2 separate regions of the Homo sapiens genome follow, and region 1 is linked to region 2. The links are chromatin loops, found by intact Hi-C in ENCODE. Cell type or tissue: heart right ventricle. All regions are shown on one strand.

The links. A loop is a pair of places that touch in the nucleus more often than their neighbours do. Peaks named below come from ENCODE experiments on the same cell type or tissue, not always from the same donor. Only the 100,000 strongest peaks of a DNase experiment are listed, where the experiment ranks them.
Region 1: it touches region 2 in a loop (4-fold over the local background); 5 of 110 quality-filtered maps call a loop at or near these places.

Annotation. Positions count from the first base shown.
Region 1 is chr15:25,400,614-25,405,613 of GRCh38, reverse strand. It overlaps UBE3A (ubiquitin protein ligase E3A), which reads left to right. Exons shown (of 13, transcript NM_130839.5): 4 at 112-153. The region is part of intron 147 of SNHG14 (small nucleolar RNA host gene 14); the gene reads right to left. Among named protein-coding and RNA genes, the nearest start is that of UBE3A, 36 kb to the left of the region's middle. In heart right ventricle, no CTCF peak of the experiment used is centred here; no DNase peak of the experiment used is centred here.
Region 2 is chr15:25,343,274-25,348,273 of GRCh38, reverse strand. The region is part of intron 11 of UBE3A (ubiquitin protein ligase E3A); the gene reads left to right. The region is part of intron 146 of SNHG14 (small nucleolar RNA host gene 14); the gene reads right to left. Among named protein-coding and RNA genes, the nearest start is that of SNORD109B, 67 kb to the right of the region's middle. In heart right ventricle, a CTCF peak has its summit at 2,143; a DNase peak (open chromatin) is centred at 2,143; H3K27ac peaks cover 553 bases.

The DNA.
Region 1 (5,000 bases), 57 kb before region 2:
TTATTTAGTGCTTAAATCTTGTTTACAAAATTGTCTTCCTAAGTAATATGTCTACCTTTTTTTTTGGAATATGGAATATTTTGCTAACTGTTTCTCAATTGCATTTTACAGATCAGGAGAACCTCAGTCTGACGACATTGAAGCTAGCCGAATGTAAGTGTAACTTGGTTGAGACTGTGGTTCTTATTTTGAGTTGCCCTAGACTGCTTTAAATTACGTCACATTATTTGGAAATAATTTCTGGTTAAAAGAAAGGAATCATTTAGCAGTAAATGGGAGATAGGAACATACCTACTTTTTTTCCTATCAGATAACTCTAAACCTCGGTAACAGTTTACTAGGTTTCTACTACTAGATAGATAAATGCACACGCCTAAATTCTTAGTCTTTTTGCTTCCCTGGTAGCAGTTGTAGGGAAATAGGGAGGTTGAGGAAAGAGTTGAGTTTAACAGTCTCAACGCCTACCATATTTAAGGCATCAAGTACTATGTTATAGATACAGAGATGCGTAATAATTAGTTTTCACCCTACAGAAATTTATATTATACTCAAGAGTGAAAGATGCAGAAGCAAATAATTTCAGTCACTGAGGTAGAATGGTATCCAAAATACAATAGTAACATGAAGGAGTACTGGAGTACCCAGGTATGCAATAGGAATCTAGTGTAGATGGCAGGGAAGTAAGAGTGGCCAGGAAATGCTAAGTTCAGTCTTGAAATGTGACTGGGAATCAGGCAGCTAGAAGCATGAGCGGCTTATTCCAGGCAGAAGTATGAGCCAAAGTTAGAAGCAGCATAGGGAGTAGGGGACAATAGGCAGTTGAGGACTTTTAGATCATAAACTAGCTGAGAGGTAGGAAAATGAAGAAGATAAGATGTGATAGAAGGTATTAGGGAGTCAGCAAAGAATTTGCTCAGTAGGTAGATAGTAAGTTTGTCAAACGTGTATTTTTAATAACCTTGCAAGAGAGAAAGGATTGAAGAGAAACGTGTGGTGGTAAGGTAGTTCAGTCAGTGAGAGCCTTGACAATGACAGTGGTATAATAGGAATTCAAAATAAATTTTTCTGGATTTAAGACAAATATTTAGGACATGAAGTAAGTAAGACTTTAGTGATTTATTGTGAAGACTAAAGATGTTTCAGATAATAGAGGTAGTAATTATCAAAGCAAAGTTTTTCGAGGTATTAAGGGTTGGAATGAAAAATACAGGTGTATCTCTCATACAGGTAATATAAAAAAAGAAAAATGCAGATATAGTGATTGACCTTGAATAAGAGGAAAGATGCCCATCTAATGAAATTAGAACAAGGAAGTAAAGATGGATGTGTGATATTAATTGTAATTGTGGGTGAGGGTGGAAAAATCAAGATTTTTTTACTGAAAATATTGGAACCTTATTTAAATGCCGGTATATATTGTGAATCTGCAAGAAACGACTATAAAATGTATTTCTCAAATTTATGTGACCCAACCATGTGACTTGTCTTTTAAGCTTTAAAAAATTGTAGTAAAATACACATAATGTAAAATTTTCCATTTCACCATTTTTAAGTATTTGGCTCAATGGTATTAAGTATATTAATATTGTTGCACAGTCACGATCAGAACTCTCTGTTTTGCAGAACTGAAACTCTGTACCCATTAAACAATAATTCCTCATTTCCTTATCTTCACAGCCTCTGACAACCATTATTCTACTTTGTGTCTAATTTTGACTGCTCTAAGTACCCCCTATAAGTGCAATCATACAGTTTTTGCCCTTTTATGATTGGCTTATTTTACTTCGCAGTGTCATCAAGTTTCATCCATCTTTAGCATGTTTCAAAATTTGCATCCTTTTTCAGGCTGAATAATGTTTTATTGTATGTATATACCACATTTTGCTTATCCATTTACCTGTTGATGAGCGCTCAGGTTGCTTCCATGTTGTAGCTATTACAGATAATGTTGCTATGAACAGGAGTGTACAAATATCTTTTTGAGACCCTGCTTTGAATTGTTTTCCCAGAAGTGGAATTGTTGGATCATATGGTAATTTTATTTTTAAAATTTTGAGAAACTGCCATACTCTTCCAGAGCAACTGTACCTATTTGCGTTTCTACCACTAGTGCACAAGGGGTCCAGTTTCTCTACATCCTTGCCATCACATATTGTGTGAGAGTGTGTGTGTGTGTGTACTTCAATAGTAGTCATTGTAGTGGATATAAGGTAGTATGTTACTGTAGGTTAGTGACCACGAAACTTTTTATGAAACATTTTTTAATAATATTTTGTGGAATACAAGGTTTGTTTAGAGGTTTTGAGAAGACTGAAAACTTAGGAAGCTACTGAGGGGAATGGGTGAAGAAGTGGATCAGAAGTTGAGAGTCTTGACTGGCTGGCTACCTGAAATCAGAAACCGTATCAGAGTAGGAGAATCTCATTCCACTGAGTGACTAGTTAAGATTAAAGACTTTATCACATTTGAAATTTAAAGACTTTTCTCCAATAGCCAGAAGATTATGCATGGTATTTTAGGGTTGGATATTAGCAGAGCTGATGGAACAGAATCATTAGTGGCATGTGCATAAGATGTTAACATTGGAGTATTTGAATTTATATGCTGTGGATGATGGCCATGATTGGAAAGGTTGGGATGCCAGACCAAAGTGTTGAGTTGTTTTAAGAAAAGCCTGAGGTCTAGATAACAGCAAGATGGCAGACTAGCACTTTGCAGCACTCATCTCATTGTAGAACCATCAATTTGAACAACTGTCTACACACAAAAATATAAGAGCTAAGAAACCAGACGAGAGATTACCTGAATGTGGCACACAGATAAGAAAAGACACATTGAAAAGGGTAAGAAGGACAGTTTTACATTACTTGTGTCACACCTCCCTCAGTCCCTGAGATCCCAGCATGGAGAGAGAGACTGTTCACCTGGGGGAAGGAGGGGAAGTGTACACCAGACTTAGACCCTAACATTGAGCTCGCCCCAGTAAAACTCAATGCTAGGCAGGCCCCCATGGCCCCAAACTTCAGGCCAATACCCACAAACCAAGCTTGGAGGCCCACCCCAGCACCAAGCTGGATCCCACAGCCCTAGGCTCTAAGCCTGTCTAGTGCTAGGGTGGTCCCTGCAGCCCTGCCCTCTAGATCGGCCCCTGTGGCCTCACATCACTGCAGAACAAGGGTCCAAACCCAGTACTTGGCCAGCCCCTTGTGATCCAAATTCTAGGCCAACATCCACCTACCCAGCCTTCACACTGGTCCTTGCAGATCCAAGGTTCAGGCTCACTCTAGTAGACCAGGATGCCAGGCCAGCAGCACCTGTGTACCAAGGCTCCAGGACCTACCCTGCTGACCCAGACTCCAGGCCAGCCCCGGTAGACTCAGGCTGCATAATCTCTGGACAGGCTGACTGGTGAAGGGCTTTACCCAATAAAGTCACTCTGCAAAGACTGGAACAAGTCTCAGCTTCTTCAAATGTGCAGGTGCCAACACATGACTACAGGGATCAAGAACAGTCAGGGAAACGTGACACCAGTCAAAGGAACACAATAAGGCACCTGAACCAACCATAAAGAAATGGAGATATATGAACTGCCTGACAAAGAATTCAAAGTAATTGTTTAAGGAAGCTCAATGAATTTCAAGAAAATGCAGATAAACAATTCAACAAAATCAGGAAAACAGCAATCAAAATGAGAAATTTTGAGATTGAAATTATTTTTTAACAAATTCTGAAGCTGAAAATGCAATAAATGGAATGAAAAATGCAAAAGAGCATTAAAAGCAGAATTGAGCAAGCAGACAAAAGAATCTGAACTCAAAAGACAGGTTATTTGGCTAGACTAAGGAAAAAAGAGATGACTCAAGATAAAAAAAATAAAGAGTTGTGTTTTTTGATGATAAAAGCAACAAGTCTTTAGCTAGACTAAGAAAAAAAGAGATGACTCAAGTTAAATCAGAAATGAAAGAGGAACCATTGCAGCTGATACCAGAGAAGTACAAGAAATAAGAGGATCATAAGAGACTGAACAATTATATGCCAACAAATTGATTACCATAGAAGAAATGGATAAATTCCTAGACACATGCAACTTGTCCAAGCTTAATCATGAAATGAAAAATGTGAACAGTCCAGTGACAAGGATTGTATCAGTCATAAAAATATCTCCCACCAAAGGAAGCCCAAGACTTGGTGACTTTACTGCTGAATTCTAGCAGACATTTAAAGAAGAACTAGTACAGATTGTTCTCATAATTTTATGAGAAATTTAAGAAGAGGGAGTAATTTCAAACTCATTTTGGGAGATGAGCATTACCTAGATACCAAAGCCAGACAAGAACTCTCCAGGAAAAGAAAATTACAGACCCGTATTCTTAATTTAGATGCAGAAATTCTGAAGAAAATAATAACTAAATTCAACAGTGTATTAGAAGGATCATTTACTGTGATCATATGGGATTTACCTCAAGGGTACAAGGATTATCCAACAGACCTGAATCCATAAAATGTGATATACAACATTAGGAGAACAAAGGCCAAAACCATGTTATCATTTCAATAGATAATTGAGATAATTGAGAAAAAGCATTTGACAGAATTCAGTATTCTCTTGTGCTACAAAATTTTAAAAAATTAAGTATAGAAGGAATGTACCTCTATAAAATAAAGGCCATATTGACAAACACACTGCTAACGTTATACTGAATGTTGAAAAGTTAAAAGCTTTTCTTTTGAGATCAGGAAGAAAACGAGAATGCCCACTTTTGCCATTTCTATTCAGCACAGTACCGGAAGTCCTTGCAAGAGCAATTAGGCAAGAGAAAGAAAAGGCATCCCAGTAGGAAAGGAAGACATTGTTGTCCCTGTTTGAAGATGACATGATCTTGTATATAGAAAAACCTAAAGACTCCACCAGAGAATTGTTAGAACTGATAAATTCAGTAAAGTTGTAAGATATAAAATCAAGATACAAAAATCCGTAGAATTTCTGTACATTAATGACA
Region 2 (5,000 bases):
TTTTTTCACATACGTTAAAAATCACTTGAGAATATTTATATAGGTCTGCTTCTGAGATTTATCTGTTTATCAGGTTTTGTTTCATTTATTTTGAGGCTCTATCATTTGGTTCATACCCATTTAGAATTACTATGTCTTGGTGATTGGTCCTTTATCATTATATAAGTTTTTTCTGTTTTGCGATTTTCTTTGCTCTGAATCTGATATGAGTGTAACCATTTGTTTTTTTTTAAATTAATGTTTGCATGATCTGTCTTTTACTATCATTTTACTTTCATCCTGTGTTGCTGAATTTGAAACGAATCTCTTGTAAACAGCATATAGTTGTCATTTTAATAAAAACTGTTAGTCTCTGCCTTTTAATTTTTTTATTTAGACCATTTATATTTAAGGTAATTATTGATATGTTAGGGAGAGGTCTGCCATTTTATTATTTGTTTTCTGTTTCTGTCTTCTGTTTATGGTTATTTATTTATTGCCTTCCATGATTACTTGAACATTTTTTAAGATTTTTAAGACCCTTGATTTATTTAGTGTTTGGGTTTTGTTTTGTTTGTTTGTTTGTTTTTGTTTCGAGACACAGTCTCGCTCTGTTGCCCAGGCTGGAGTGCAGTGGCACAATCTCAGCTCACTGCAACATCGGCTTCCCAGGTTCAAGCAATCCTCCCGCCTCAGCCTCCTGGGTAGCTGGGACTACAGGCACATGCCACCACACCTGGCTAATTTTTGTATTTTTATTAGAGATGAGGTTTCACCATATTGGCCAGGCTGGTCTCGAACTCTTGACCTTGTGATCTGTCCACCTCAGCCTCCCAAAGTGCTGGAATTACAGGCATGAGCCACCATGCCTGGCCTTCTATGTGTTTTTTATAGTTGTTTTCACGGTCATTGTGGGTATCACATTATAGATAATGTGACTTACCACCATTCACTGCCATCAATACCATTACATGGAATGAGATATGGAAACCTTAATTTCAGTTGGGTCTCTTTCCCCACTTTTAAATAGTATTGTTTTGAGGATTAATGCTATTACAGTTTTTGTATCAGTTATCCAATATGACTTATAGAACTTATCAAGGGAGTGATGCTCTGTTGTATGTACCCATGTTTCTGCTATTTCCATTATTTTTTCCAAGATTCCATCTTTTATTACTTCCATTAGCCAGTCTTCAAAGGCAGTTCTGCTAGTGAGAAATTCTTTTTGTTTTTCTCTTTCTGAAGATGACTTTATTTTCCCTTTATTCCCAAAGAATAGTTTTATTTGTGCTATTTGGGGTTCGCTCAGCTTCTTGAAGCTGTAAGTTTGTGTCTTTTGCCAAACATGGAAAATTTTCAACCATTATTTCTTCAGGTGTTCTTTCAGCGTCACTCTTTTCTCCATTCTAGGCCTCTAATGATACAAATGTTGAGTCATTTGTTACTGTTCCACATGGACCTGAGGCATGGTTCATTTTTCAGTCTATTTTCTCTCTTTTGTTCAGATTTCTCTCCTTTGTCATCTTCACTCTACTGTTGAGCCCATCTAATGATTATTTTTCTCCTATTGTATTTTTTAGGTCTATAATTTCCATTTGCTTTTTTTTCCTTGTATCTTGTTTCCTTGCTGAGATTTTCTATTGTTTCGTTTTTGAAACAGTAGAACTTGTAATTGCTTGTCAAATCATTTCTCTGATGGCAGCATTAAGATCCTTGCCAGATAATTTCAGCATCTTACTCATCCCAGTGTTGGCGTTTTCTTTCCTTCATGTAATTTTCCTGGTTCTTGGTATGACAGATAATTTTTGGATTGTGTCTCGGACATTTTAGTTATTATATCAGGAGACTCTGTACTTTTTAAAAATTTTAACTTCAGTAGTAACCTGTTAAGGTATAGCATGTAGGTACTAGCATATATTTGTGAGCTGTGGTTCCAGTGACCATTTTTCAGAGGCTTTATGGTGCTGTTTTGGTTTGTTGCTTTTATCTCAGTCCACTGGGGCTCGCACTGGTTCCTAGTAGTGCTGCTTGAGGGGCCTTCTCCAGGCTGAGCTGCGCAGAGTGTGTTTGGGTGAGGGAAGAGGACCCCCACTAGATTTTCGTGGGCTGGAGAGTGCTTCCTGAGCCTTGTGCCTGTTGTGGCAGGCTCCCCCTTGCTGGTGTTCCTGGCAGTGCTCCTGACCACATTGTGTCCCTGGGCTGTGGAACACTTGCAGGAAAGGTGAACACTGCCAGGACCAATTATAGCAGAATTCCTCCTGCCAGTACACAGCAGCACTGTGGCTCTGGACCAGCAAGGAGAGTCTCAAGCATGGGTTTGTTTCTTTTTGATTTTAAGATTTTTCTTCTGCCTTCAGGTTCTGGTATTATTGTTCTGTTTTATTCACCTTTATGTTTCTTCTAGTTTAGTTTTAGTTTCTTTGTATTTGATGGGATTTTTTTCCTTGCATTTCTAATTACTCCTTAGTTGTGTCATGTCTTCCTTTTTTTCAGTTACCCTCATTCAGAAATTTCCCATTTCTAATGATTTGTTATTTTTTAAATTCTTTTTAGCTCAGTTTGAAATTTGTTTACAGTTTTCATGTTTTATTTGCATATTGTTTCATGTACTTTGATTTTCTGTAGGGACACCATTCTCATGTATATGCACATACTTTTTCTCTAATAATTACACTGTTTCACTCTGTTCTGTTATTTATTTATTTGTGTGTGTGTGTGTGTGTGTGTGAGTGAAATGAGTTTCTCATACTTGGACGAGGGAGAGATGGGCCAGGATAACTTTTTTCGCTTTTTAGGGACGAGGAGAAGTCTGTGTTTTTGTAAAATGGTCAAAAATATGCCCTTGTGCTTTCTGAAACTGCCTTCTTTACTCCTCTATCCCACACATATATTTGAACTTTTTTTTGGTTTTTATTACTGACCTGGTCCATTCGGAAGTTATTCCCAGAAGTTTTTCCTCGGTACAAGGTTTGTTTCTGGTGGGGGTTTGGTATTCGGGTGTTTTAAGGGCCCAGAGCTTACTACATCATGATCCCTTTGTAATCATCTGCAAATTAGATCCTGTAGAACTTTTTAAAACTTTAAGCCCTGTTTTCAGATTGGCCTGTGCTTTCCAGTGGGTTGGCAGTGTTCTCAGGGCTGTCAGAAACCCAGTCAGTTACCTTGCATCTGCTTCCTTACTAACCAGTCTTGTAGTTGTCAGAGCTTTGTTTCTGTCCAATTATATGCAATGGTTCATGGTTTTGTTGTAGATAATGTCTCTGGGTCTTTGGTTTTCTCATTCAGTTTGCTGTTTTTGTAGGGGAGGTTGGGAGGGAATAAAACAAAAAATAATAATAATAATAACTATGTCGTTGCCATCATCATCTTTCCAGAACCTGCTACCTGCCCTTCACCTGATTTTCGTATTTATCAGTATCATTACCTTAATCTGTTATCTCATTGGGGATTGCAAAATGGCTGTTTGGGGAAAAAAAATTTCCATCTGCTTGTCCTACATATATACCTGGCATTCTTTTTTCTCATCATTGGGTGCCATTTGATTACCTTGAAAAACAGTTCTACAGAAAAGGCATGATAAAATAGATTTAAGGTTTTTAGAGTAAGGAGTTAATGTAATAATTTTAATAGTGACAATTTAATTTTGTTTTTTGGTTGGTTTTTGCTGCCTTTTTGAATATTACGAACTAATGAATGTTTTTGTATTTAATACGTTTCACAGTCATTACTCTAAATGATATTCAAATTGCTTAGCTATCGTGTGCTTTTAAAATGACCCTATTAGATTTTGAGATTTCTAACTAATCTCGAACATTCATTCTCAGGCCTGGAATAAGTTATTTTTCCAATAAATTGTTGGAGAATGGCATTTAGAAGTCAGATTTTAGATGCAAAGTATGGCCTTTGCTTTTGAACGTTACTGCTTGTAGGCCTTATCAGAGGACAGAACTAGGAAAATAATCTTCCTAGTGTATCCTGAGAATCATCCCACATTATTGCAGAGGTGTTTTCCATTTTGTTTTGTATGACTGAATACTGCTCCTTTGTGTGGATGCAGCATAGCTTATCAATATTTATGGGCATCGAGGTTATTTTTAACCTTTTGCTGTTAGTACTAATGTCACAGTGAATCCTCTTAATGTTCATGCATTATTCCGTACATATGTAAAGTATCATTAAGATAAATTGTTAGAAGTGGGATTGTTGCATCAAATGGTAGATGCATGTGTAATTTTGCTAGATACTGCCAAATCCTCCTTCACAGAAAAATAACATTTTGCATTCCCACCAGCAGTTTACAACAGTATCTCTTTTCTTAAAACTTTCCAAACAGAATGTGTTGTTAAATGTGGATGTTTACTTATTTGCCAATTGAGAAATGGTATTTTACTATAGTTACAATTTTTGAGCTTACCTCAATTATGAATGATAATGGACATTTTTTCTTGTAGAGCTGTTTATAGTTTTATATAGTCTTTTGCTCATTTTGCTGCTCAGCTGGTCGTTTTCTTCACTTTTAGAAACTTTATATGTTAAGGAGATTAGTCCTTTAACGCTGGTAAATTCGCAAATATTTTTTCCCAGTTTGTCATTTGTCTTTTAACCTTGCTTATAGGATTTTTTTGCCAAATGAAAGGTTTTATGTTTATGTAGTTAGCTATTAATCTTTTTCGTTATTATGCTTTGATATGCATTTCTTTAGTTATGTTTATTTTATTCATTTTCTTTGTTTTTTAATTTTCTAGAGTCTGTCCTCAGTAGAAATTTTAGTCATACTGCTTCTTCTTTGGTCACCTTATAATAAAATTAGCCTTTATTTCCAAAGTTACCTTGCATATTTCTTCAGTATTTTTTAGTATTCTTATTTTTATTTAAGATGTGCTCATTTCTTTCTGAATTTGTATTTCTCATCACTGGTGGTCTGTCTTGTCTGCTGCTGCATTCTCCTTTTGTGTTGGAATGTGGTGTTACTAGTTTCCCATTGTTTATGACTGAATTTTTCTGGTCTACTTTTGTCTACC